Regions from separate parts of the Homo sapiens genome. Here all the other regions are linked to region 2. Evidence: chromatin loops called from intact Hi-C (ENCODE). Cell type or tissue: GM12878. All regions are shown on one strand.

Evidence for each region. A loop is a pair of places that touch in the nucleus more often than their neighbours do. Peaks named below come from ENCODE experiments on the same cell type or tissue, not always from the same donor. Only the 100,000 strongest peaks of a DNase experiment are listed, where the experiment ranks them.
Region 1: it touches region 2 in a loop (8-fold over the local background); 24 of 110 quality-filtered maps call a loop at or near these places.
Region 3: it touches region 2 in a loop (10-fold over the local background); 22 of 110 quality-filtered maps call a loop at or near these places.
Region 4: a loop joins it to region 2, with 8 times the contacts of the local background. A loop is called at or near these places in 10 of 110 quality-filtered maps.
Region 5: it touches region 2 in a loop (4-fold over the local background); 22 of 110 quality-filtered maps call a loop at or near these places.

Annotation. Positions count from the first base shown.
Region 1 is chr2:112,688,801-112,693,800 of GRCh38, reverse strand. No RefSeq gene overlaps it. Among named protein-coding and RNA genes, the nearest start is that of NT5DC4, 30 kb to the left of the region's middle. RefSeq lists enhancers at 911-1,150, 569-1,768 and a silencer at 2,501-2,687. In GM12878, a CTCF peak has its summit at 2,750 (motif pointing right); a DNase peak (open chromatin) is centred at 1,110; H3K27ac peaks cover 2,113 bases.
Region 2 is chr2:112,597,204-112,602,203 of GRCh38, reverse strand. It overlaps LOC124907869 (a long non-coding RNA gene), which reads right to left and starts at 2,345. Exons shown (of 2, transcript XR_007087193.1): 1 at 1,891-2,345. In GM12878, a CTCF peak has its summit at 1,994 (motif pointing left); a DNase peak (open chromatin) is centred at 1,992.
Region 3 is chr2:112,938,900-112,943,899 of GRCh38, reverse strand. No RefSeq gene overlaps it. Among named protein-coding and RNA genes, the nearest start is that of IL37, 30 kb to the right of the region's middle. In GM12878, a CTCF peak has its summit at 1,969 (motif pointing right); a DNase peak (open chromatin) is centred at 2,019.
Region 4 is chr2:112,882,720-112,887,719 of GRCh38, reverse strand. No RefSeq gene overlaps it. Among named protein-coding and RNA genes, the nearest start is that of IL37, 26 kb to the left of the region's middle. In GM12878, a CTCF peak has its summit at 2,620 (motif pointing right); a DNase peak (open chromatin) is centred at 2,639.
Region 5 is chr2:112,955,891-112,960,890 of GRCh38, reverse strand. No RefSeq gene overlaps it. Among named protein-coding and RNA genes, the nearest start is that of IL36G, 20 kb to the left of the region's middle. RefSeq lists a silencer at 1,787-1,836. In GM12878, a CTCF peak has its summit at 1,875 (motif pointing right); a DNase peak (open chromatin) is centred at 1,879; H3K27me3 peaks cover 312 bases.

The DNA.
Region 1 (5,000 bases), 92 kb before region 2:
GAGGTGTGTGTAAGGGGTGCCTGGGAAGCGCAGGGCGGAGCAGGAATGCTGGCACTCCACTCCTTTCCTGCCCCTCCAGCCTCACTTCCGGGTCATTCCTTCCCTCGCCCACTTTGACCCATTCTCCAGACAGCAGGAGAGACCTGATGTGGATGAGAGAATTGGTGTTTAGAAAAATCAAACACCTTGCTTAAGGTGGCTCAGTAGTAAATTGGAAACCGGGCCTCAAATTCAGATTTTCTGATTTGTTTTTCTTCTTCTGGAGCCAGCAGGCCGGTGTCTCATCCTCTTACTGCTTGGTCTTTGCTGGGTCTGAGTTATGAACAAATCCAAATGATAGTGCCTGGATTTTAATGGGGTCACAATTTAAATATTTTCATCTTCTCAAGGGATCTAAAGATCCTATATTAACCCAGGCTGGTAAAATAGCTAGTGCTAAGTAGGGAGAACTTTCTGGAACTCTCAAATTGCAGCATCTTGGTGTTCAGTAGCTGAACCATCAAGCCCAGGTCCATGCACTCATTCCCTTCCTTAGCGCCCCTGCCCACTCTGCCAGTGACTCATCCTCCCACACCTTCCCTCTTCTCTCCTGTGCCCATTTGCTCCCCAACCAGCTTTGCCACACCAGGGCTCTCCTGCCTGCCCTCAGGGTGACAAGAGGCAGAAGTCACAGGACTGGGGAGAAACTGACCCCAATTACTGAGGATGAAATGGTTCCAGCATCTCAGTGAGGCATCTCATTGAGGTGAGACAGGGCTTTGGAGGGACAATGAAGGTGTACTTGGGTTGGGGGATGCAGAGCTTTAGCTGGCTCTGGTTGCAGCTCCCAGGTGGGCATGGAAGTGAGGGAGGTATGGGATGGGTCAAGGGGGTCTCTACCTAACAGGAAGCCAGAATGGTGGAGGGGCTGGGAGGACAGCACAGGAGGAGTACAGACCACACTGGACCAAGGCAGGAGAAGCTGGGCAGATATGGGCCCTGAGGAGTAGGGAGGGAGTTGCTGTTGTTACAGTTGCCGCCTGGCTGCAGAAGCCAGAGGTCAAGTTCAGGCATGCTGGTTTCTAGGGAGATGAGCTCATGAGCTCTGATGCTCACTCCGCAGGAACCTCCAGCATGAGTCAGCATCAGCTAGGTTTCTCTGGTTCTAGCCTCACTCCTCGCAGCAGTCAAAGTCCAGGAGAGAGGATGTGGTTGGCCCAGATAGAGTCACACGCCCTGGCAATCTGGCGGGTGAGGGATGCTTCCCCTGAGGAGGCACCTGACCTGGACAGGTGACTCCCTGGAAGGAGGTGGGGCTGCTGCATCTGGGAAAAGGAGTAAATGCTGAGAGGTAAGATGACTAAAAATCATTCCAGTCCGATAGTGAAAGGACTGGCCTTTGAATCCATCCCTAAACTTGAGGATTTGATTTGCTCAGTGGCTTTAAAAATATCTAAAAGATATTGTGTCAAATTGCCAAACAACTCCCAGGCACTTCCTCTGCCTTAGCCATTTCTGGGGCTTTCATCAAGTCTATAGCTCCAGGTAATGGTCCAGCTGCTGATCCTTGTGGAATGAGACATGCGAAGCTCTGTGTATGAGTTACTGTTTGGGTTGTGACATTTCTCACTGCAGATTTCCTGCCAAGCCTCACTCCCAGGTTCTACATCCACCCACGAGGCATATAGAGACTTCTCTGGAAGCAGGCGCTGGGAGGCCCATCCAGCCCACTGTGACTTCACACCCAGGAGTGTTAAAAACTAGAATTCTCCTCCAGCTGGGCTAAGCAACATCCCTACTTAACACAGACGAGTAATACACATGCACCAGGGTGCAGTACTGTTTCAGTTACTAAAGGCTCCCAACAACCTAATGGCCATCAGGGGAAGATGTACTAAATAAATCATGGTGAGCCATCTAGCATGCTTCCAGGAAAAAAAAAAAAAAAAGAAGAAATCATGGTTCATTCACTGTTCAGCCATCTAACATAATAAGGCAGCACTCTGTATGAAAATGGAGTGATCCCTTATCTGTGCTGTTCAAAGTAAGGTGCCAAACATTGGGCAGACTACGACATCCCTTGTGTAAAAACTGCACACATATTTTAGGCCTGCTCATATGTATATGAGCACACATATAAAGCCGAAGTGTTCAGTTTCCCCACCACCCTCTAAGGAATCAGGGAACTCCACAAGGCAGTAGAAAAAGCAGACGGTAGGATGGAGAGTCAAGGAGAGAGGGGACCTAAGAGAAAGAGAGAGGAAGACACTTGGGGGTCAGAGAAAAAACAGTTTTTTTAGGAAGCTTTGTAGGGTGGTATTGTAGAAGGCAATTTTCATTCTTTCGAGCCACCCAGCGTCTGATCCTCTGTCTGTTAAAGGAACCCCGTCTTCAGAAGGCAGAATTCCCTTCACAGCAGAAGCTGAAAATGCCAGAGACTCATGTCCTCAGTTTTCCTTGCAGGGAGGGTTGGGACTCGTGACTCCACCAATCAAATGTACTCACCCTGTGTCTGAATCAGAAATTAGTCACATGAGCCTGGGCAACATGGTGAGAAACCGTCTCCACAGTAAAATACAAAAATTAGCTGGGCGTGGTGGTGCGTGCCTGTGGTCCCAGCTACTTGGGAGGCTGAGGTGGGAGGATTGCCTGAGCCTGGGAGGTTGAGGCTACAGTGAGCCGAGACCCTGTCTCAAAAAAAGAAAGAAAAAGAAATTAGTCACATGAGGCACTCTGTAAAACCCACTCAGTCCATGAGGTGGCAGTGGTGGCAATACCTCCAGTCTCCTGGGTGGCAGTTGGAGCGGTCCACGCAGCCAGCAACCAGGACCCAGAGTGGGTGTCGTGGTGTTGCAAGCTGCAGCCACCAGTGCCTATGTCTGTGGTCATATTCTAACCAGACCAATCTGCCACATGATTCTGGGGGTTGGTCTCGTCTGCAGAGCCTCCTAGCTGTGAGTTATCCAGAGATTCTATGAGCACCAGTATTGTCTAACAGAAAACAGTGATTGCCGTTGCTTACAGCTGCAAATCCTGAGACACATATATGTGTGTTGTGCGCCTCTGTCCTTAGCACTCTCCGTGGATCTTTTTTTTTTTTTTTTTTTTTGAGATGGAGTCTCACTCTGTCGCCCAGGCTGGAGGGCAGTGGCGCAATCTCGGCTCACTGCAAGCTCCACCTCCTGGGCTCACGCCATTCTCCTGCCTCAGCCTCCCGAGTAGCCGGGACTACAGGCGCCCGCCACCATGCCCAGCTAATTTTTTGTATTTTTTAGTAGAGACGGGGTTTCACTGTGTTAGCCAGGATGGTCTCGATCTCCTGACCTCGCGATCCACCCGCCTCGGCCTCCCAAAGTGCTGGGATTACAGGCATGAGCCACTGTGCCCGGCCTCCGGGGATCTTAAGTAAAGAACTAGACTAGTTCAAACATGAGGTCAGATTTGTATTTCTTTTCCACAGTCACTGTGCTAAGGCAAGAGCATGGACACCCGGTTTTATTGGGGTGACATCAAACATGCATATCAGACATTGTGAATGTTGGGAAAGATACTCACCAATCTGTTCACAGTGGCTGTCCCTGAGAAATGAGAATGCCATGGGGAGGAGGACTTTTTCTTCTCATTTTACATTTTTCCATGCTGTTTGAATTTTTTTTTTACCATATTCATGTATTATCTTTACATTTTTTAAGTTTAAAATAATTATTTTTAAAAGAAAAGTAATACATCTACAAATATATCAGAATGTGTACATGAGAGAAAAGATAAAGTAATATATGCATTCTGGCAAAAGGCAGAGTCTTTGGAAGAAGCAGGTGGTGAGGAACTGGTAGTCTGCTAACGTCAGCTGAGAATCTTAATTTGGTGGGCTGTCAGGACTGCAGACTTTTTTTAAAGTTTTTATTTGGCATATCTTTTCTTTTTTTAAGAGACAGGGTCTCACTCTGTTGCCCAGGCTGGAGAGCAGTGTCACGGTCAAAATTCACTGCAGCTTCAATCTCCTGGACGCAAGTGATCCTCCCACCTCAGCCTCCCAAGTAGCTGGGACTACAGGTGCATACCACAATGCCCGGGTAATTTTTAAAACTTTTTTTAGGAACAGGATCTTGCTATGTTGTCCAGGCAGGTCTCAAACTCCTAGCCATCCTCCCACCTTAGCTTCCTGAGTTGCTGGCATTACAGGCGTGAGCCACCTTGCCTGGCCTGGTTTAAAAACATAAATAGAAGAGGAGGTTTTGAGTGAAAATTTGATATGTAGGTTATATTTATGTGTGTGTGTGTGTGTGTGTGTGTGTGTGTGTTTACACAGAGGTCTCACTATGTTGCCCAGGATCTAGGACGTGAATTCCTGTTCTTAAGCAATCCTCCTGCCTCAATCTCCAGAGTAACTGGAACTACAGACTCTGGAGTAACTGGGACTACAGGCTCCAGAGTAACTGGGACTTCAGGTGTGCAGCAGTGCACCCAGTTACAATTACTTGTGTGTGTATGCTTGGGGGTATTTATGAATGAATGATGGAAGAGTATGACCACCGTTGTTGTCCATTTATATTCAGGACCCTAGAGAAAATCAGACAGCCTCTATCAGACTCCTCACATCCTCTGTGCCAGCATCAAAGGAGACCAGGTCCAGGTGAGGGGGTGAAGTAGCCTTCCTCTGCCTACTCTCCCTGCAGGTCCTGGGCAGGCTCAGGAAAGGAGGGTGACAACAAGCTTGCCTTCATCACTCTGAGGCGGGCCAACTGCCTAGCTCAGGGCATCTTCATCAGGAGGGCACAGCGGTGTGGGCTGGCCACTGGCTTCATTTTGTTTTCGGAATTTGATGTTCATCCCCACAGGCAAACAGATGAGTAACATCATGAAAAGCAGACTCAAGGACGGAACACCCACGATGGCTGTCGGCAGATCCACTTTCCACCTCCAGACGATGCCTCCGGCGAGTGCCCCCCACTGTGTAGTCAGAGCCCACCAACAGCAGAATCCTGGAGCTCTGGCCTGACCCTACTCTCCTCTGGCAGTGG
Region 2 (5,000 bases):
CACCTGATCCACCCACACTGGCCTCCCAAAGTGCTGGGATTACAGGTGTGAGCCATGGTGCCTGGCCAGACTTGTGATTTTCATTGTGGAAGATGACATAGGGCTCTGCTCCCCAGATCTTCATTTTTCCTGGTTATACAGTCAAATAATACTCTAGGCAATATCCCCCATGGGATGGTGTTCTCCCCAGGGGACTGTGTGGACCATTGGCCATTGCCACAGGTATCTGCGTATCACGGCACCCTGACTACCAGTCCAGGCTTGCTGCCCATTCCAGTAATTTGTACTCACTTTGTCTCTGATGGTTAAGTGCCTCCACCTGCCTCTGCTATTTCAGAATCCTGTCACTCCCATTAACCCTAGGGAGCCCAGTTCAATGGCATCGTATCTCACTGTCACTCCTAGCCTATGGAGACTCCACCAGTGAGTTTCCCATTGATACCAGAAGCTCCCTCACTAGTGCACTCTACACTACATCTGGGGTAAAGGGCCATGATGTCTGCAACACATTCTCAAATTGTTCAGGGAAAAAAAATGTTAAGAACAGAGAGAGGCCGGGCACAGTGACTTACACCGGTAATCCCAGTACTTTGGGAGGCTGAGGTGGGAGGATTCCTTGAGCCCAGGAATTTGAGAACAGCCTGGGAAACATAGCAAGACCCCTACCAAAAAAAAAAAAAAAAAAAATTAGCTGGGCATAGTGGTGTATACCTGTGGTCCCAGCTATGTGGGAGGCTGAGGCAGGACGATCACTTGAGCCCAGGAGGTCGAGGCTGCATGATCACACCACTGCTGTTGCCACCCTGAACAATAGCAAGATGCTGTCTCCAAAAATAAAAGAACAGAGAGAAAGAAAAGCAATGAAGCAAATAAAGCAAAATGTCCACAGGAGGAAAATCTGAGAAAGGAGATTTTATATATATATATAACGATTTTTTTTTTTTGGCTGGGCATGGTAGCTCATGCCTGTAATCCCAGCACTTTGGGAGACAGAGGTGGGCAGATCACGAGGTCAGGAGTTCGAGACCAGCGTGACCAGCATGGTGAAACCCTGTCTCTAATAAATATACAAAAATTAGCGGGGCGTGGTGTTGCAGCTACTTGGGAGGCTGAGGCAGGAGAATCGCTTGTACCTGAGAGGCGGAGGTTGCAGTGAGCCGAGATCACGCCATTGCGTTCCAGCCTGGGCGATACAGTGAGACTCTGTCTCAAAAAATAAAAACAACGTTTTTTTAATCACCTTTCCAAACTTTTCCACAGTAACTAGGACACTTGTGTTTTCTACATCTTGTGTCAAATATGATCCTTAGAAGTTCAGCAGGAAATATTTTTACTAGAGTGGCATGCAGTAGCCTCCAGACAATTTCTGATTACATTCCTTTCTGATTTCTAAATGCATCTGTTTTTAACCTTTTACTTTCTTTATCTATTCAGTCTCCTGAAGGGTGCATATAGTTTATCCTGAAAGAAGCAATTTGAGATTAATCCTTTCAATCATCTTTTGCCTTGTTTTTATTTCCTGTTTTATTCACATCAGGTTTTAATTTTACTAATTCCTTCTAATTTTTGTACCTCAAGAGAGCTCAGACTTAGATAGATCAAAATCTGTTTCATAATACACTCTCATCACCATTCTATACATACCCTGCTTTCATTTATTTTGTGTTCTTAAAAATATTATAATAAACATGTGTGTAATCAATGTCCAACCTAAGAAGTAGAAAGAATAAACTATTATCTTTAAAATACAGGGCTATGGACTTATCTGCACATAGCACCATTCAGTTAATAACTAAAGTTATGCCACTTTTTGTAATGACTCCCTTTTTACAGTATAATGACTCCCCAAAAACACACTAAATAAGTACACTGTAAGAAGTAATACTTGACCTTAGGGTTTCCAGCAAAGACACACCCCAAAATCTCCATGCGCAGTTCCCAGCCGGAGGCCTCACGTGGAAGCAGCTGCCTCTGGTCTGTGTGGGACAGCGCCACCTCCTGGTCGGCGGCAGAGCCAGCATCTTAATTCCATGCATGCTTCCATGCTAGGAAACGCCCTTGCTTAGCCTTAATTTTGTTTCAAACGTATTTGGGGTGCCATAAGTTTATTTTCTGTAAAGTTTGAGGGCACTGTAATCATGAGCTCCCAAAAGACTGAAAAATTGGTGAGGACAATGGTGCAAGATGAAAAATGCCCCTTCCCCGATGGTCAAGTCCTGAGTTCCTCTTTTGGGGAAGGCAACATATCTACATTACACGAAGTTCTATGCACATAATATTTATTTACATTAAACTTGTTGGGCTGGGCGCTGTGGCTCACGCCTGTAATCCCAGCATTTTGGGAGGCCGAGGCAGGTGGATCACGAGGTCAGGAGATTGAGACCAGCCTGGCCAACATGGTGAAACCCTGTCTCTAATAAAAATACAAAAATTAGCCGGGCGTAGTGGCGCGTGCCTGTAGCCCCAGCTACTCAGGAGGCTGAGGCAGGAGAGTTGCTTGAACCCGGGAGGCGGAGGTTGCAGTGGGCCAAGATCATGCTACTGCACTCCAGTCTGGGAGACAGAGGGAGACTCCGTCTCAAAAAAAAAAAAAAAATTGTTGTTTACTACTGACATAAATATGTTTTCTTTATTTGGTTGATTTTTTTTCTATTAAAATTATTCACGTGTCTTGGATTGAGATAAATGATGTATTTTCTCATTAAAATTAATAGAAATATTTTTTTCATATGCAGGTTTGTCACTTAGCAGCAAAGTTTTTAGGAATAAATTAGTCATTAAGTGAAGGATAGGTATAACTTCAAAAGAAAGGTACAAATATCTAAATGATGGCAACAAAAGAATTAACATTAAAATGTCAATCAATCCAAGACTAACACATAAAAATTAATCAAAAAGAGTAAAAACTTTTAAAGACCACATGAACTAGCATGATTCAAAGTAATTAGGAATAAATAATACAGCAAAAATAAAAATAAAAACTTGGCCAGGCGTGGTGGCACATGCCTGCAATCCCAGCACATTGGGAGGCCGAGGCAAGCAGATCACCTGAGATCAGGAGTTTGAGACCAGCCTGGCCAACATGGCAAAACCCCATCTCTACTAAAAATACAAAAATTAGCCGGGTGTGGTGGTGGGCGCCTGTAATCCCAGCTACTTGGGAGGCTGAGGCAGGAGAATCGCTTGAGCCCAGGAGGCAGAGGTTGCAGTGAGCTGAGATTGTGTCACTGCACTCCAGCCTGGGCAACAACAGCGAAACTCCATCTAAAAAAAAAAAAAAATTAAGCTTCCTACAAACTGTTGAAGTAATACATAAATTAATTGTCACAAGATTTCAAACAATACAAAGAGAGTGTGAGAACCCCTTGAATATTTCTCTTGTGATTTCAGTTCCCCTCCCAATCCCAAATGAACTCGGGCACAAACAAGCATGCAGAGTTTGGAATGTATCAGCAATTTTCCTCCAAAATGTGTGTACCATGAACAATAGCTTATGAGGTACCTATTTTTACACTTTCTACTTATTTTAATTTTTTTTTTAAGAGATGGGGTCTCACTATGTTGCCCAGGCTGGTCCCAAACGCCTGGCCTCAAGCTATCCTCCCACTTTGGCCCCCTAAAGTGCTGGGATTATAGGTGTGAGCCACCACGCTTGGCCCTATTTCTACATTTTCTTTTCTTTTTAATTTTTCTTTTCTTTTTTTTTCTTTTGAGACAGAATTCTGCTCTTGTTGCCCAGGCTGGAGTGCAATGGCGCAATCTTGGCTCACCTCTGCCTCCCGGGTTCAAACAATTCTCCTGCTTCAGCCTCCCGAGTAGCTGGGACTACAGGCATGTGCCACCATGCCTGGCTAATTTTTGTATTTTTAGTAGAGACGGGGTTTCTCCATGTTGGTCAGGCTGGTCTCGAACTTCTGACCTCAGGTGATACGCCGGCCTCGGCCTCCCAAAGTGCTGGGATTATAGGTGTGAGCCACTGCGCCTGGCCTACATTTTCTTTTTCTTTTTCTTTCTTTTTTTTTTTCTTGAGAGAGAGTCTTGCTGTGTCACCCAGGCTGGAGTGCAGTGGTATGATCTCAGCTCCACCTCCTGAGTTCCAGCAATTCTTGTGCCTCAGCCTCCTGAGTAGCTGGGATTACAGGCATGCACCACCACATCCGACTAATTTTTGTACTGTTAGTAGAGACAGGATTTCTCCATGTCGGTCAGGCTGGTCTCAAACTCCTGGCTTCAAGCGATCCACCCACCTCAGCCTCCCAACATGATGGGATTACAGGCATGAGCCACTGCACCCAGCCTAGTTCTACATTTTCTTGTCAACATTAGATATTATCAGACTTTTTAGTTTTTGCCAATCTGAAGGACCAAAAATCTCACTGGAATCTACACTTCTCTAATGGTTAGAGAGACTGCATATTTTTCCTTTCCTCTTTTGTGAGTTGCCTGTTCCTATTGTATCACTGAGGTTTTGCTGCTGTAACAAATAACCACAGTATCTCAGTGGCTTACAACAAGAAGCATGTAGTTCTTGATCATTTAAATGAGGACTGAGGTTGACCTGTAGCTCTGCTCAGTTTCTATTCTCATTCCTGGTCCCGGACTGAATGAGCATCATCCTCTAAGGCCATTCCCACAACGTAGAGATGAAACACAAAATGCAAAGCTACAAGATGCATGCCATTTAAAACTTCCGCCCAGATGTGGCATATGTCACATCTTTTCACCTCTCATTGGCTAACACAAGTCTCACCAGCCAGCCCTGGCTATGGGTCAGAGAAGTACCCTTCTCCAACAGAGTATGTGATGAAGGTGGAGGTGGGAATGTTTAACATTGACACAGGGAAAGAGTTGATAACTCTTTATGTGATTATTATCTACTAAACGGTTCCACTTTTTTTTTTTTTAATTATTTTTGAGACAGAGTTTCGCTCTTGTCACCCAGGCTAGAGTACAATGGCATGATCTCGGCTCACTGCAACCTCTGCCTCCCGGGTTCAAGT
Region 3 (5,000 bases), 340 kb before region 2:
TAAATATTTTAAGAATAAAAAATACCTGGCACCAAAAAAAGAATGCAAAATGTCTCAACAATGTTATATGTATTGCATTTTGAAGTGATAATAATTTGAATATTAGGTTAAATAAAATATATTTGAAAAATTAACTTCACCTATTTCTTTCCATTTTTGTTAACATAGGTACAAAAAAAAATTAAAATTACCTATGTGGCTCATGTAGGTGGCTCACATTATACTTTGATGACACTATACAGGCTGGTGACCATATATCTCTTAGACTAGTCTAAGTGATTTAACAGTGGTTCCAGAAAGATCCAGGTTTAACACCAATGAAAGGGCCAGCTGGCTTAGCCCAGCTTGTGTGGGAAATGTTGGGGAGTGGTTTAAGACAGGGAAAAGCAGAACATTTTGATGCTATTGACATTTTTGAAACAATCATTTTGTGGCCTGAAAAAAACCCAAAACATTAAATTTACAGCTTTTTTAAATTAGCTACCGGCTGGGCACAGTGGCTCACATCTGTAATCCCATCATTCTGGGAGGCCGAGGTGGGTGGATCACCTGATGTCAGGAGTTTGAGACTTGCCTGGCCAACACAGTGAAACCTCATCTCTACTAAAAATACAAAACTTAGTTGGGTGTAGTGGTGCGCACCTGTAGTCCCAGCTACCTGGAAGGTTGAGGCAGGAGAATTGTTTGAACCTAGGAGGCAGAGGTTGCAGAGAGCTGTGATCATGCCACTACACTCTGGCCTGTGTGACAGAGCGAGACTCTGTCTCAAAACATAAAAATAAAAATAAAAATAGTTACCAAGTCATATGTGCAACTGACATGCTCATGGAATTGTTTGGCTTCCCTCTCCCATTCCCTGATCCAACCCTGTGAGCCTCAGCTTCCCTGTTTATGACCTGGATTTCTGCTGCTGGCCTGCTGATGGTTTGCTTGCCTCAAATTCTCGCTCTTTTGGACCATCCTGGTCACTTCAGTCAGACAGATATTTCCACAATACACATCTGTTCTCAATGTCTAAAATCCTCCAATGACCTCCCGTTGCCTGGAGAAAAAAATTCAAACTCTTTGGCATGAGTCATGTGCTGACAGGGGGCAGAGTATACACACAAAAGGTGCATGCTAGAGGTAATGTAAGGAAAGGTTATTTATAAAACTGCAGGCAGGTCCAGAGGAAGCAGCAGGAGATGGTGGAGCTCCAGGCACTGCTGACAGTGGAAATCCACAACCCTCTCTGGAGGAGGAGGAGCAAGGGATGGGGAGGTGGCTGGCCCACTGAGAAAGCTGGGGCTGTGGGAGGGCCACTGACAGAAACTGTGGCCTTCTGTATAGGGGAATGTGGCCACTGCCAACCTGAAGGGGCGCGGGTGCACTCTAACCAAGCTCTCTTTCCTCCCTCTGATCTCCCATTGCCTGAGCCCAACCAGGAGATAGAGGACAACAGACCACTAAGGCAGCCCATAAGGCCAGTCTCAAGGGTACAGAGCAGATGGAGACATGTGGCACCCCCACCTGAAGCTCAGAGACACCATTTATCACCTGGATTACTGGCCCATAACTGCACACCCACCTCTGGCCACTCCCTGCTCTGGGTTGCCCGCCTCATTCTGGCCAAGAAATCTTCCTAAAACGCAAACCCAATCACACCATTACCCCAAGTAGAACTCTTCAGCGGCTCTGCACCATCTACACAGCAAGTCCATCTCTGTAGTGAGACCCTAAGACTTTTTATAACCCAACTCTACTCACCTGCTTGCTCACAGAAGTTTCATGAATGCACACGTTTGGTTCATCACAAATGTCTAAGAGAGCCATCCTCAGCCCCTGCCTTCTCCTGGGTCCTGCTACAGAGAGGACCTAGCGGCTAAGGAGTCCAGAGATTGCCCTTTGGTCACCTGTAGAACATCACGACTTAACAGCTGTGCCCTGCTGGAGCTACTGGCAGAGCTGCGCTTCCCAGGACCAGTAGAGGGCGCCATGACATTGAATGGCCACATGTTGGAGACCGCATCTTGGGCTTGTAGCTGCCAGAGCCCTGAGCTCAGAATAGCACCTGCAACTATGCGAGGCTAAGGCGGGTGGATCACCTGGTCGAGACCAGCCTGGCCAACATGGTTGAAACCCTGTCTCTACTAAAAATACAAAAATTAGCCAGGTGGGGTGGCTAATTTGAAAAATTTAGCTGGGTGTGGTAGTGCACGCCTGCAATCCTAGCTACTAGAAAGGCTGAAGCAGGAGAATCTCTTGAACCTGGGAGGCAGAGGTTGCAGTGAGCCAAGATCATGCCACTGCACTCCAGCCTGGATGACAGAGCAAGACTCGGTCTCAAAAAAAAAAAAAAAAAAAATGTCTGCATGAAAAAGTTATCACAGGGAACAAAAGCAAGAAGAAACAAAGAATGGGAACTTCCTCAAGTGTCTACAACTGCAAAATAAGAAATAATGTACATTATGAGCTTGGTTACAACAGGGTCAAGAAGCCAGTCACAAAATGGTGCAATTAACAATAAAGGCAAAAAGTTCACACAAGGCAGAATCATTCCTTTTATGAGCCCGTGTGGAAACTGTCTGCACTATGTGTGAGAACAAGAAAGCAAAAGGAAAAGATTTCACTTTCAAATAATAACACTAATAGATTATTCAATTAAAGTTTTCATTGCAAATTGATAAAAAAAAAACATGTAGCTGCACACATATTTTTAATAGCAATAATTAGGGTCCCTGAAGAAAACTACTACAAGACATGCTAGTAGGAGTGAAATATTCAATGAGTAAATCCAGGCTTTAAAACAAACAAATCAGAGATGACATTTGTTTTAACCTTGTTGACATTTGTTTAATCAGAGATATGCCAGAAGCCCTGCAGAAATTTGTGTCCTCAGGATAGGGCTGCCATAATAGAAAGAGGTGGTGGCTTTATACCAAGTCTGTCTGAAAGCATTGAGGTTCAGGTACTTTGAGTGATTATTAAAGTTGCAGATTTGTAGTGTAAAATGTTGCTTGGACATCTGAATTCCACACCAAATGACATTAAAACATTAACGTGTCCCATAAAACCCAGTTGCTTCCATCCAATTTGTTTTCAGCTCCTTGTGAAGACGTGGATGCAGAATAAATACCCCACTGAAAACGGACAGGAGAATTTCACCATCAAGAGTTTGCAAGCTAAAGGCAGAAATGACATTTCATAACATAGCATTTACCCTTACTGTTAGGAAAGCAGGAGCCTAGGAGAGCCAGATGGACACCATTTTCAAATCAAGCCCATCTTAAAACTAGCAAGACACATTCCTTGCCAGTCAGGACCCATGGCCCTAAGATGTTTACAGCTAAGGAAGTGGCTTGGTAATCCCTGCAAGGACAAACTTCTACAACAACAGAAAGCCCAGATGTCCCAATCCCTATAAAAATATATGCTTTCAAGATAATTATAGTTATGCTTTGATGTACTTAAACACACTAAAATGTCAAGGATAGTTCTCTTTAAATCAATAGGAGAATAAATGTTTTCATGCTGTCGGCCCACCCACACATAGCCACAGCTTAGTTTAGTCTTTATATAGACAAGATTCCTATATAAGAAAAATTTAATGATGGCATGTTCCTCCACTTGCTGTCTGAGGATGCTCTACTTTGTAATGGAATAGCTTTCAATAAACTCTCTCAATTCACCGCACCCTGCAACTCACCTTGAGTTCTTTCCTGTGTGAAATCCAAGGACTCTCTCTTGGGGTCTGGTTTGAGACCCCCTTTTCCAGTAACATCACTATGTTTAATAGATTCTCATCTTTTATTTTCTGTTCTGTACCTTTTTGTTTTTCAATTGATTTTTATAACTTATGATAGTTCTCACCCTTCAGTTGGTAAAGCAATGTCCTAGAATTGGGCTAACAGAAAATGTAGATGATTGGCAGTGGGCTCTGGAAGACAGAGGCCTTCTCACCTACTCCAGGGCCCATGGAGAGAGCTGAGCTTGAGGTCTACAAGAGAAGAATCCTTTTGGCTCATCCTTCACAAACTAAGCTTGGACTCCACCTGTGCTTCATGGGTTAAATAGAGGACTGACTCTTGTTATAAGGATCTAATGAGTTAAATCACAAAGACTGGAAGGAAAAGTGCTGCTCTATGTAAGTGTATCTTCATGATCACTCAGCAAGGACAGCCTGCTCCATGCGTACCTCTGTGCCTTATCGCCCTGTGGGTCTGGGCCCAGAGCCACAGCTGCTCACTGGGCACAGTCAAAAGGCACAGGTAGTCCCAGAGTTAGGAACAGACTATGTCCTGCAGGTCTAAGTCCATTGTTCAGAGCTGTGAACCCTGAAAAAGGTTAATCCTGAGTGACTAACTGGGCCTAAATTCAAATTAGAGCCAAGCGGCCATTTGCCATGTATGACTAGAGGTCATACATGTATTTGGAGTTCCCAGAAAAGCCTGCACGGACCAATCCGAATTCAGCAAATGTAAACAAATCAGAACTAAGCAAGTTTGCATCTTTCATTTGCCTAAGTGGAACCTGGGTGGAAACTTACTCTCTAAAAGACAAACTCTCCCTTTGTTATTTGGGGCACACACGTCTTCATTTTACGCTGAAGGCTGCCTCCCCCTGGTTTGCAAACTGTTCGCTGGACTAAAGTCCCCTTTCCCTAAATTCCTTTTCAGATAACTATCGTTCAATAACTTTAGTTCCCAAAGCCCACAAATGCTCATGTGACTCATGCTGTGGCTTAGCAGGCAGTATCTGGCATTGTTCCCAGCATGGTACCTGTGGTGGCCATACCACAAAATTCCCACAGACTGCATCAGATAAATGGAATAGTGCCATTCTAACAAGACGCCTCAGCACCTCAACCAAAGGGGAGGTCACCTCCTCCCAGACTTACCTATGAACATAGGTGTGCAGATGCACCCTCATCACCTTTTCCCCCACAGGAAGCATCACCCAGACCACTCTCGTCCTGTGCCTTTCTGTTTGTGGACTGTTACCTCTTCTACGTATAAGTTGCG
Region 4 (5,000 bases), 290 kb before region 2:
GGAGAATTGCTTGAACCCAGGAAGTGGAGGTTGCAGTGAGCCAAGATCACGCCACTGCACTCTAGCCTGGGCAACAGAGTGAGACTCCATCTCAATAAATAAATAAATATGGAACTCTCCCAACACAATAATAAGACAAACCCCCAAATGTTTTAAATGGGCAAAAATATTTGAACAGATACTTCACAAAAGAGGATATGTAAATGGTCAAAAAGCACATGAAAAGATGTTCAACACCATTGGTCATCAGGGCAAAGAAAACTAGAACCACAATGAGATGCCTCTGTACACCACTTAAATGTCCAAATTAAAGAAAACAAGTTTTGGCAAAGTTGTGGAGCAACTGAAATGCTCGTGTATTGCTGGTAGAAAAACAAAATGGCATAACCATCGCAGATAATTTGTTGTCAGTTTCTTACAAAGTTAAACATATACTTATTGATATGACAGTTCCATTCCAAGAGAAATGAAAACATAAGTCCACACAAAGACTTGTACCTGGGTGTTCATGGTAGCTCTATTCATAATTGCCAAAATCTGGAAACAAATCAAATGTCCATCAGCAATGGAATGGATATACAAATTGTGGTACACATGTACAATAGAAAACTACTCTGCAATGGAGAGAAATTAACCATTGACAAACACAAAAACATGGACAAACCTCAAAAACATTATGCTGAGCAAAAGAAGCCAGACACAAAAGACTGCTCAGCGCATGATTCCATTCATATGAAATCACAGAAAGGGTCAGTTGAAGGTGCAGAGACAAAAAGTAGATCTGCAGTTGCCTGGGGATGGGGTGGGAGGTTGACTGCAAAGACGCATAAGGAAATTTGGGGGTAGATGAGGAGTGATGGAAATATTCTATGACTTGATTTGTGTATTAGTTTCATAAGTTATATATTTGAACCCAACAGTATCTGAGATAGGTCTCAGTCAATCTAGACAGTTTATTTTGCCAAGGTTAAGGATGCATCCGTGACCCAGCCTCAGGAGGTCCTGACAACCTGTGCTGAAGGCAGTCAACATACAGCTTGCTTTTATTCATCTTAGGGAGACATAATACATCAATCAATGCATGTAAGGTTTACATTGGTTCAATCTGGAAAGGTGAGGGAACTTGAAGCAGGGAGCTTCCAGGTTACAAGGTAGATTATTCTCAACAGAAAGGAATGTCTGGGTTATGATAAGCGGTTGTGGAGACCAAGGTTTTATCTTGTAGATGAAGCCTCCGGGTAGCAAGCTTCAGAGGGAATAGATTGTCAAAGTTTCCTATCAGACATAAGGTCTGTGTTGATGTTAATGCTGGTCAGCTTTTCCTGAATTCCAAAAGGGAGAAGGGTATACTGGGGCATGTCCAACCTTCCCTTCCATCATGACCTGAACTAGTTTTTTCAGGTTAACTTTGGAATGCTCTTGGCCAAGAAGAGGGGTCCATTCAGATGGTTGGGGGGGCTTAGAATTTTATTTTTGGTTTACAGTGAAGACTTATCAAGCTATACACTTAAATGAGTATGTTGTTAAATGTAAACTATAACTAAATAAAGATTATTTTAAAAGAAATTAATGCAGCTAACCGTGACCCCTGGCAAAATAAAATAGTGTATATGTACGTGCATATACATGCAAAGAAATGAGTTGAAACTAGAAGGATGCCAATCAAATAATAACATGGTCATCTTGGGGTCGGAGTACATTTGGGGATGAGGGGAGCTGTAAAAGCAGACTTGGACCTTTTCTTCTACCAGTACCGTGTCATTTGAATTTTGGAAAGAAAAAAAAAAACTCAGAAGGAGGAGAAGGAGCAGGAGGAGAAGAAGATGGATCTTAAGTGATTTGCCCGGGAGCACCTTGAGAAGGTGAGATTCAAGTCTAGGTCTAAGCTTTCTAATTCCATGAGTGGGAGTGACCCACGTCCAAGAGGAAGCTCAAAAGGAAGATGTTCTCCATCATCTCTTGCTCATCCTAACAGCATGCAAAACCACATCCAATGCAGCTCAGAAAACTCCCAAATTGCCAAATTTCATTGGAAACACTTAATGCTGTGGTTTCCAATTTCAACTGTAAAGTAGGTATGTATGCCATTGTTACCATTAACTTCTCAGAAATGGAGAGAGCTCTCTTTCCGCCTCCTCCCCCTCTGCTGTGGCTTTGGTGAGACGTGCACTCAGGCTCACCTGTCTCCATGATCTCCAGTAAGTACACATGAGCAGAGAGGCCTCAGCTCAGCTCTTCCTGGTCCCACCAGGGTTGATTCTTTGAGAATTCTGGAATGCCACATCCTAGGCCCCCCAAAGAAATCCTGCATCTTACCCCCAGAAATATGAATCATAGCAAATTTCAAATCAACCATCGTTTAATACTCACAGACTGGGCACATCCAAAAACATATTTTCAGTTTTACAACAGTGCCTGGTGCATATCGGCACTATTTGTGGAAGCAATAAATCGACACGGAGCTGAAACACAAACAAATGCCAAATTGTTTTTATAACACCTGATTTTCTTTCTGTTTCTTTATGCAGTTTAGTTTTGTTTTGCTTAACTCTACCTCAGACCATAGTCTGGTAAACTCACCACCCAGAAGCTCCCTTGAAATGTGGGTATGCAGCCACTAGGTGGCAGGAGAGAGTTTCCTGCCTGGAGGGAGGACAGCCACTCTGTCCCCGGGTCAGGCCAGGGCCACCCTGCTACCTGCAAAATTAGCATGGGGCTTTATGAACCACAGCTTCCTAATAAACACAGGATCTGTTTGATAGAGCCTCCAAAACACGCCTACCTAGTGATGAAAGACTCAACTTCAGAAGAAAACCTTCATGGCAAACATCTTCAGAGATGTTTCCAACTTAAGGTTCTGAACACAGACGCTTCCCCAGAAAGCCATTGTTTCTCAGCACCTGGGAGCCTTGCTTTGCTTTGCTTACAGACTCGCTGTTCTTAAATCACTGCCAAGATAACATCTGTCTCTTCTCTTACCCTCTATTTCGATATAAGGACTCCTCACTCTTGTTGCTTCCTATTGGCTACCTCTCCACAGGGAGAAATCGCTGATTTAACAGCAGTCAATATCCCAAATCTGGAACAGGGAACAGGGAAGCATTTAAAAATTGGAGAATTTAGGCCGGGCACAGTGGCTCATGCCTGTAATCTCAGCACTTTGGGAGGTCGACGTGGATGGATCACTTAGGAGTTCGAGACCAAGCCTGGGCAACATGGCGAAACCTCATCTCTACAAAAAAAAAAAAAAAAAAAAAAAAAAACCCAAAAATTAGCCGGGCATGGTAGTGCACACCTGTGAGCCCCAGCTACTCAGGAGGCTGAGGTGGCAAGACTGCTTGAGCCCTGAGGTCGAGGCTGCAGTGAGCCGAGATCACACCACTGCACTTCAGCCTGGGCAACAGAGTGAGACCTTGTCCCAGATAAATAAATTAAATTAATTTAATTAGAGGATTTAAGGATTTTCCCTACAGACACCTCCTTATTTTCTCTGGCCTTTTCTGACTACTCTCCCTAACTCCCTGCTCCTCTGGTCTCCCAAAACTACTCCAGAAAAAAAAAAGGGGGGGAGGGACTAAAGGAAAGCCAGGTGACAGTGCCAGTGTGACAGATGACAAAGCATCTGCCCGAACAAACCGTAGGTCCCTGAACTTTCTCCAAGACCTATCTGTGGACTTACCTATGAAAACCAGTTTTAGCAAAAACCCTCCTAAGCCAGTTTATCAAGATCCCCTTATCCTCAATATCCATCTGATTGGATTCTTCATCCCCCACCATTCCCCAGTGATGTCACCAGGCCTTTCTTCAGCAACAGTAGTTAGTGGGTGTAGCCAGGACGCCCCCTCACCCCTGATATGCCCTTTTAGTAATTCTTCATCCACAGGTTCCCACCCTGCTCCTAGGCTATACATTCCCATTTGCCCATGCTGCATTTGGAATTGAGCCCAGTTCTATACTGAGGTCTTACTTCACCTCTCGCCATAGTCCTGAATAAAATTGGTTTTCACATTTAAAAACTGTCCAGCTCTGGTTGTTCCTTGACACAGGGTAATTTTTATTCCATGTGATAGTTTGCCTTACCTCAGCCTACACCCCTCAAACCTGCAACTCTATATTCAAGAACCAGACAGCCCTTTCCAACAGATAGGAAGAGGCTGCCCTGGTGCAAAGGAAGAGGCTCTGGGAGGAAGGAGAGAACCCGAAGGCTGCCCCCTCCTCTAGACTGAGCTCTGGGATGGGTGGACGATAAAACCCAGATACGTTTAGACATCTGAGCGTGGAGAGGACTTTGCTTTGCTTCCACAGGGACCCCAAGGAAACTGCAAGCCCTCCAGAGACTAAAAACAGCAGAACAGCAAGAAATGGCAGCAAAGGTCTGGGCAGAATCATCCTATGTGGGCACAGACACAAACAGAGTCCCCTGTGGCCCCAGGAGAGTTTAAAGAAGATCCAGAGGCTGTCCTATTCCATATCTCAGCAGAGACAGGCCCGTGAGCCTAAAAGCTGATCATTAGGACAAGAAGGACACGAACTGTCCTGCAGCGTGAACCGCGTGGAACAAGGCCAATCACCAGACACCAGACCAGCCAGACACAGCCCCGCAGTTCCCCAAGACCACCACGGACCCATCGCCCCTCACCAATAGCTCCAGGCTACATAGACCCCCTCCACTTCATGGATGTCCTCAGAGCAGAAAGGGGAGGCAGGAGTGGAACCCTGACTTGGTTCAGTTGAAACATAAAATGACTGTACTATTATTGAATTGCTGAAGTTTACGTGAAAGAAATGAGATTTAGTTTTTGGCCACAGTGCAAAATAAGAAACGAGGCTTCAACTGAGATTAAGGTGAGTTATAGGAAAATGTACTCCCTTGAAGGACCTGTGAAGTGTGTTCGCTATGAGAAAATGACCAGAATCCACGTTCTTAGCTGCGGGACTCAGGCTGACTCCTGTTTCTGGAGCTTGCACAAAGGGCAGGGAAATCCCTGTTTCAGGCACAG
Region 5 (5,000 bases), 360 kb before region 2:
ACCCCTTGTGAGGGTCAGCTGGATCCAAGTTTGTTGGAGAACCTGATACTGGATTCAGGTTCTCAGCACAGGGTAGGGCCTGAGGCTGGTTTTTTCCCCAGCAACAGCTGCCGGTGAGGAAGTAGAACCTTCTTTCCAGTTGCCCTATGGAAGTTCTGAGTGCCTTCTGGGGAGGAGTCAGGGCCCCTGCTCACCTGACAGCTTGCTTTTCTCAGCCTTCTTTGCATCTGTGTAGATGGGAGGGAAACAGTTACAGGACTGACCAGCTACAGACAAGGCCTCCTGCCTCTGGGACTCAGTTGGGAAGAGATTGGGACAGGAAAGCCCTGGGGCCAAGTCCCCCAGGATGCTATTCTCCTCTCTAAAAACCAGCACATCTCTCCCCACAGAGCCCAGTGCTTGGTGACTGTCCCCAGATCTCAAGGATTCCAGGTCAATTTGAGAATTGCCCCACCTACTGGGAATACAGCCATTAGCATCATCCATAGTCTCTAAACAGCTGTGCTTAGAACTGTGTTCTCAAACTTCTAAGACTCCATGCCCTTTGAGAAAATAATCAACAAATACTTTTGAACACCTGCCATGTGCCAAGTACTGTTCTAGGTGCTAGAAATACACTACAAAAAGAAACGTTCCTTCCAGAGATTACATGGGTATTGATGAAGTAAACAAAAAATAGTAAAATTAGAACTATAAAGTAACTAATCTATTTTATTTGAACGTAACAAGTGCTTTGAGAAGAAAGCAGTGGAGAGGGATAAGAAGGCTAGGGGTGGGGGTGCATACCCTCAAATCTTGAAGAGGTGGTGTGGGAAGGCCTCCCTAGAAGGTGATATTTAAGCAAAGACTAAAAGGAAAAGAGGGAGAAAAATCATGTGAACAGTGAGAGAAGTGCATTTTGGGCAAAGAAAAGAGCAAATGCAAAGGCCCTGAAGCAGCAGCTCGCCTGGTGTGGACAACATGCAAAGTACCCACTGCCCACACCCTCTTCAAGGAAGAGCTCCCTGCCTAGTCACTGGAGCGGTGACTTAAACCAGGAGGGTGTCTAATTTACCTCAGATAGTCTCACAACGGCAGGTCCTACTAAAGGCAAAAAAAAAAAAAAAAAAAGAAAAAAGAAAATTCAAACTGACCTGGCGGTTTAACATTAAAATGCTTGCAGGGAGCGAATGTTCCAAGAAATAGGGTCAGCTGCCAATGGCTCACTAGCACCCAAGCACTCAGCTCACAGCCCACCTGCACGCAAGCATCTTGTCTGCAAGCATTCAGCCTAAGCAGCCCTACGTCATACGTAGCCCTTGCCTCTTTGCAGACAGCCTTCCCTCTGCTGTATTGCCCATTGCTCCCTTGCAACGTATCTCTCCTTTTCTCTAAATAAATCTGCCTTTCTAAATTCAATATTGTCTTGATTGATTCCTTTATCACCACGCGCTGGCCTCACACAGCCATTAACCACGACAAGTTGCATCCCCAGAGATATTTAACCCGAGGAAAAATCGGCCACAAGGTAGCGCCACATTACAGAGAGGGAACAGATGGATTTATCTTGCACGTGGTCCCCAGAATTGCTCAGAGGCTAGCTGCAGATGCTCACCAGGTCATTTTATTAGCCTTCTAATAACACAGTTCTACATTTTATACTAACGAAGTTTGGGGCCCAATTTATTGCCTAATTTGGGATTTTAAATGTTAAACCACTGAGACTAGAAAAGATCCCTAAGGAGGCAGATATTGCTAAAGGAAAGAGAAGGGCCTTCAGCACATGCTAATATTTGAGCAGGGTTTCTTGATCTTGGCACCATGGATATTTTGAGCTGAATAATTCTGTGTTATGGGGACTGTCCTGGGCATTAACAGCATCTCTAGCCTCTCCCCACTAGATGGCAGTAGCAACACCCTCAAACACAACCATAGACCTCTCCAGATATTGCCAAATGTCCCCTGGGGAGCAAAATCACCCCGTAGTGGAGAAGCAATCATTCAGGGGACAGAGGACGCAGCAAAATCAGAAAGGAGACCAAAGACAGCGGCTAGAGGGGAGGAAACCAGGAGAGTGCGTATAGTGGAGCCAATGGCGGAAAGGTCCCAAGGAAGAGTGACCAATTGCATCCAACAGTGAGTGCCTAAAGGTAGGATGGCTGTATATCTGCTTTCCTAAGACGGCCCCAATTTATGCCTCTTGTCCAGGTACAACCATTTCTTAGGAGTGTTGCCGTTTGGATCATTTATGTGCTCACATGACTCAAAAGTCAAATAAGAGGAGAGCAGAGACAGCAGTGGGTTTGGCCACGTGCAGGCTGGTGATGACCTCAGCAAGGGAAGTTTAGGTGCAGTGGCGGAGACTACAGCCACTTTGGTAAGTGTACTTTGGGGGCAAGTTTAAAATAGAACAGGAGAAATTACAGAAAGGGGGGTCTCTATAACACTTCCTATGGGTTTTGCTATAATTAAGGATAGAGCAACGTGAGAAAGAGATGGAGAGGGTGGTGGAGATGGGAGGAACAGCTGCATGCTTTGTGCCAGTATAACTGGTCTGCTGAAGAGGAACCATGATGTTGCCGGAGCATGAGAGGACTTGCTAGAGGCACGTCCTGAGCAGGTGAGAGGGTACGATACGAGTGCATAAGTAAAAAGGACTTGGATGGAGTATAGTCAGCCCACCCCAAGTGACAGCAGGAAAGGCCTAGATTGGGGGGTGCCATGCTGGCAGATGGGCAGAGTGGTGGCAGTGGGTGGGATTTGTTTATGTTTGCCTCTGTGTTTCAAGTGAAATAGGAAACAAAGTCATCAGTTGAAAGTGACGTGGAGGTGTTGGAGGTTTGCAGAGAGAGAAGAATGTGTGAGATACTCACCTAGGAACCCAGGAGACTGAAGGAACTAAGGAAAACATATAATGTGTTGCCAGGCAGCACTGAGGCATATGCAAGGCTGGAGGTTGGAAACGTATATTGACATACAGGGCCCTGTGCATGTGTGGATTTTTCCAACCTCCATCAGCCATGCGTGTGCGGGTGCTGGCACAGAGCAGGGGTAAGGCTGGACTCAACCAGGGCTGTGGTTTTGCCACATAAGGGTGATGAAGTAAAAGGGGCAGAAGTATTGACAGTGGCTGCAAGGGAGTGATTCCAACAGGCCTTGGAATTTCATCTGGGTAATAAAGGAATGAGAACCCTAGTGGGGCGAAGAATGGTGAAAAGGTAGATGACTTAATGGATTGCATGGATCAAAGGATTTTTTGACTCAGGGGATAAGAATGAAGAAGTTGGAATGTGAGGTCACAGATTAGGATATTAGAAACTAGAATTAAGGAGGGGCTGGAGTTACTGGTAATGATCTGGCAGTAAGTGGCTAAGCTGGGGGATCATCACAAGGTTATTGGAGGGAAGAAAATTAAAGACCTGAGAGGCCGCCCTGTTAAAAAGAATGTCTATGTGTGTATTGAACCATCAAGGATTGGGACAGGGTTCTGTTGCAGCAAAGTGACAGTCACCATCCAAGAAATGAAGGGGAGGGACAGGAAGATGGTGAATGACTGCCATTAAGAGGACACACTAGAGGGCGGCGGGAGTTGGAGCTACAGCAGTGAATTGGAGGAGGAAGAATGATCTGGAAGCATCGAGGAGGACCTTACTCCATCCCTGGGCCCTGTGACATAAGGGTTAAGGGAGGAAAAAAGACAGCCACCCCTGGAAAGGACTGAGATAAAGCAGTATTCTCAGGCAGAGCCAGGTTTCAGTAAGAGCAGGAGGGTGAAGGGAAGGGTTAAAGAGGTGCAGAAACATGCTGAGGATGAACCAAGCATTCCAGAGACACCCTGAAAGAGCCCCTGGAGGTGGAGAGGAGTGGATGGAATTGGAGCAGAAGATGCAAAAAGCCATATCAAAATTACAGTGCAAGAGATGACGATGGCCTGGGTGATTGATGCAAACAAGGATAAAGAAAATAATCAATTTTGTCCCCATTTTCAAAGACAGATAGCAGCAGCAAGAGTGTAAGTCTGAGGAAAGTCATATTCCTTCCTCCTACAACATAGCACACACACTTACAAAAACAATACACAGACTCCTGGCCAATGGACTTCAAAACTGAGGAGGATCATTAAATTTAAATGTTCACCGCTGCATGAAATCTCCCTGGGTCCTGCCCTCCCTTCCCCACCCTCCTCCACTTGGGCCGGGGCACAGCAGTGATTCTCTCACCTCTCAGAGTGAGCCAGTGTTGGCTGCATTGAAGGCTCCAGATATGCAAACAGGGCAGATATTCCTGGACCAGGGTGCACAGAGTGAGGCTCCAACGCACCCTATTAACTGCATGAAGGATGAATGAGCCTCTGGTATGGGCTGGGACAGAGAAGAGGATTCAAGGGGCCCAGGAGGGTTTGGGTGGAACCTACCAGGAGCGGCAGTACAGACTCCTTGGGAAGGTGGCCAGGATTTAGCCACATTCACCAATAGGATAATCTGGAGAATTTCCTAGCTTGAGTTTCTGGGAGAAAGCAGATTTCTGGATTATCTGGTGACAGGTAACAGGGCCGAGTTCATCCACAGCCACCTGCAGTGTTAGCACCTTAAGCTGAGTTCCTTGCACCAGGATGCTGTCACGCCCAGTCAGTGTGAGACGGTTCTTGGCTGAAGGACTGAAAAGCTTGGGTAAGTGACTTCACCTAAGCCTCTATCTCTTGCTCCCGTAAGTCAGGGCTCATTGTGGCTCCTTGCAGGCTTGACTTCAGGGTTAACAGAGAAAATGAAGGTACAAGTGCCTTGTGAACTCTGAAACTCCAAACCAGTCATTCTCAAAGTGCCGTCCACCAGTCTAGCACATCAGCATCACTGGAAGCTTGTTTGAAATGTAAATTATCAGGTCCTCCAGAGCTATGTATGAATTAGAAACTCTGGGAATGGGGCCCTGCAATCTATTTCAACAGGTCCTCCAGGTGATTCTGATGCAAGTTAAAGCCTGAGAAACTCTGTCCTATACAAATGGATGTCAACTCAAGCTGC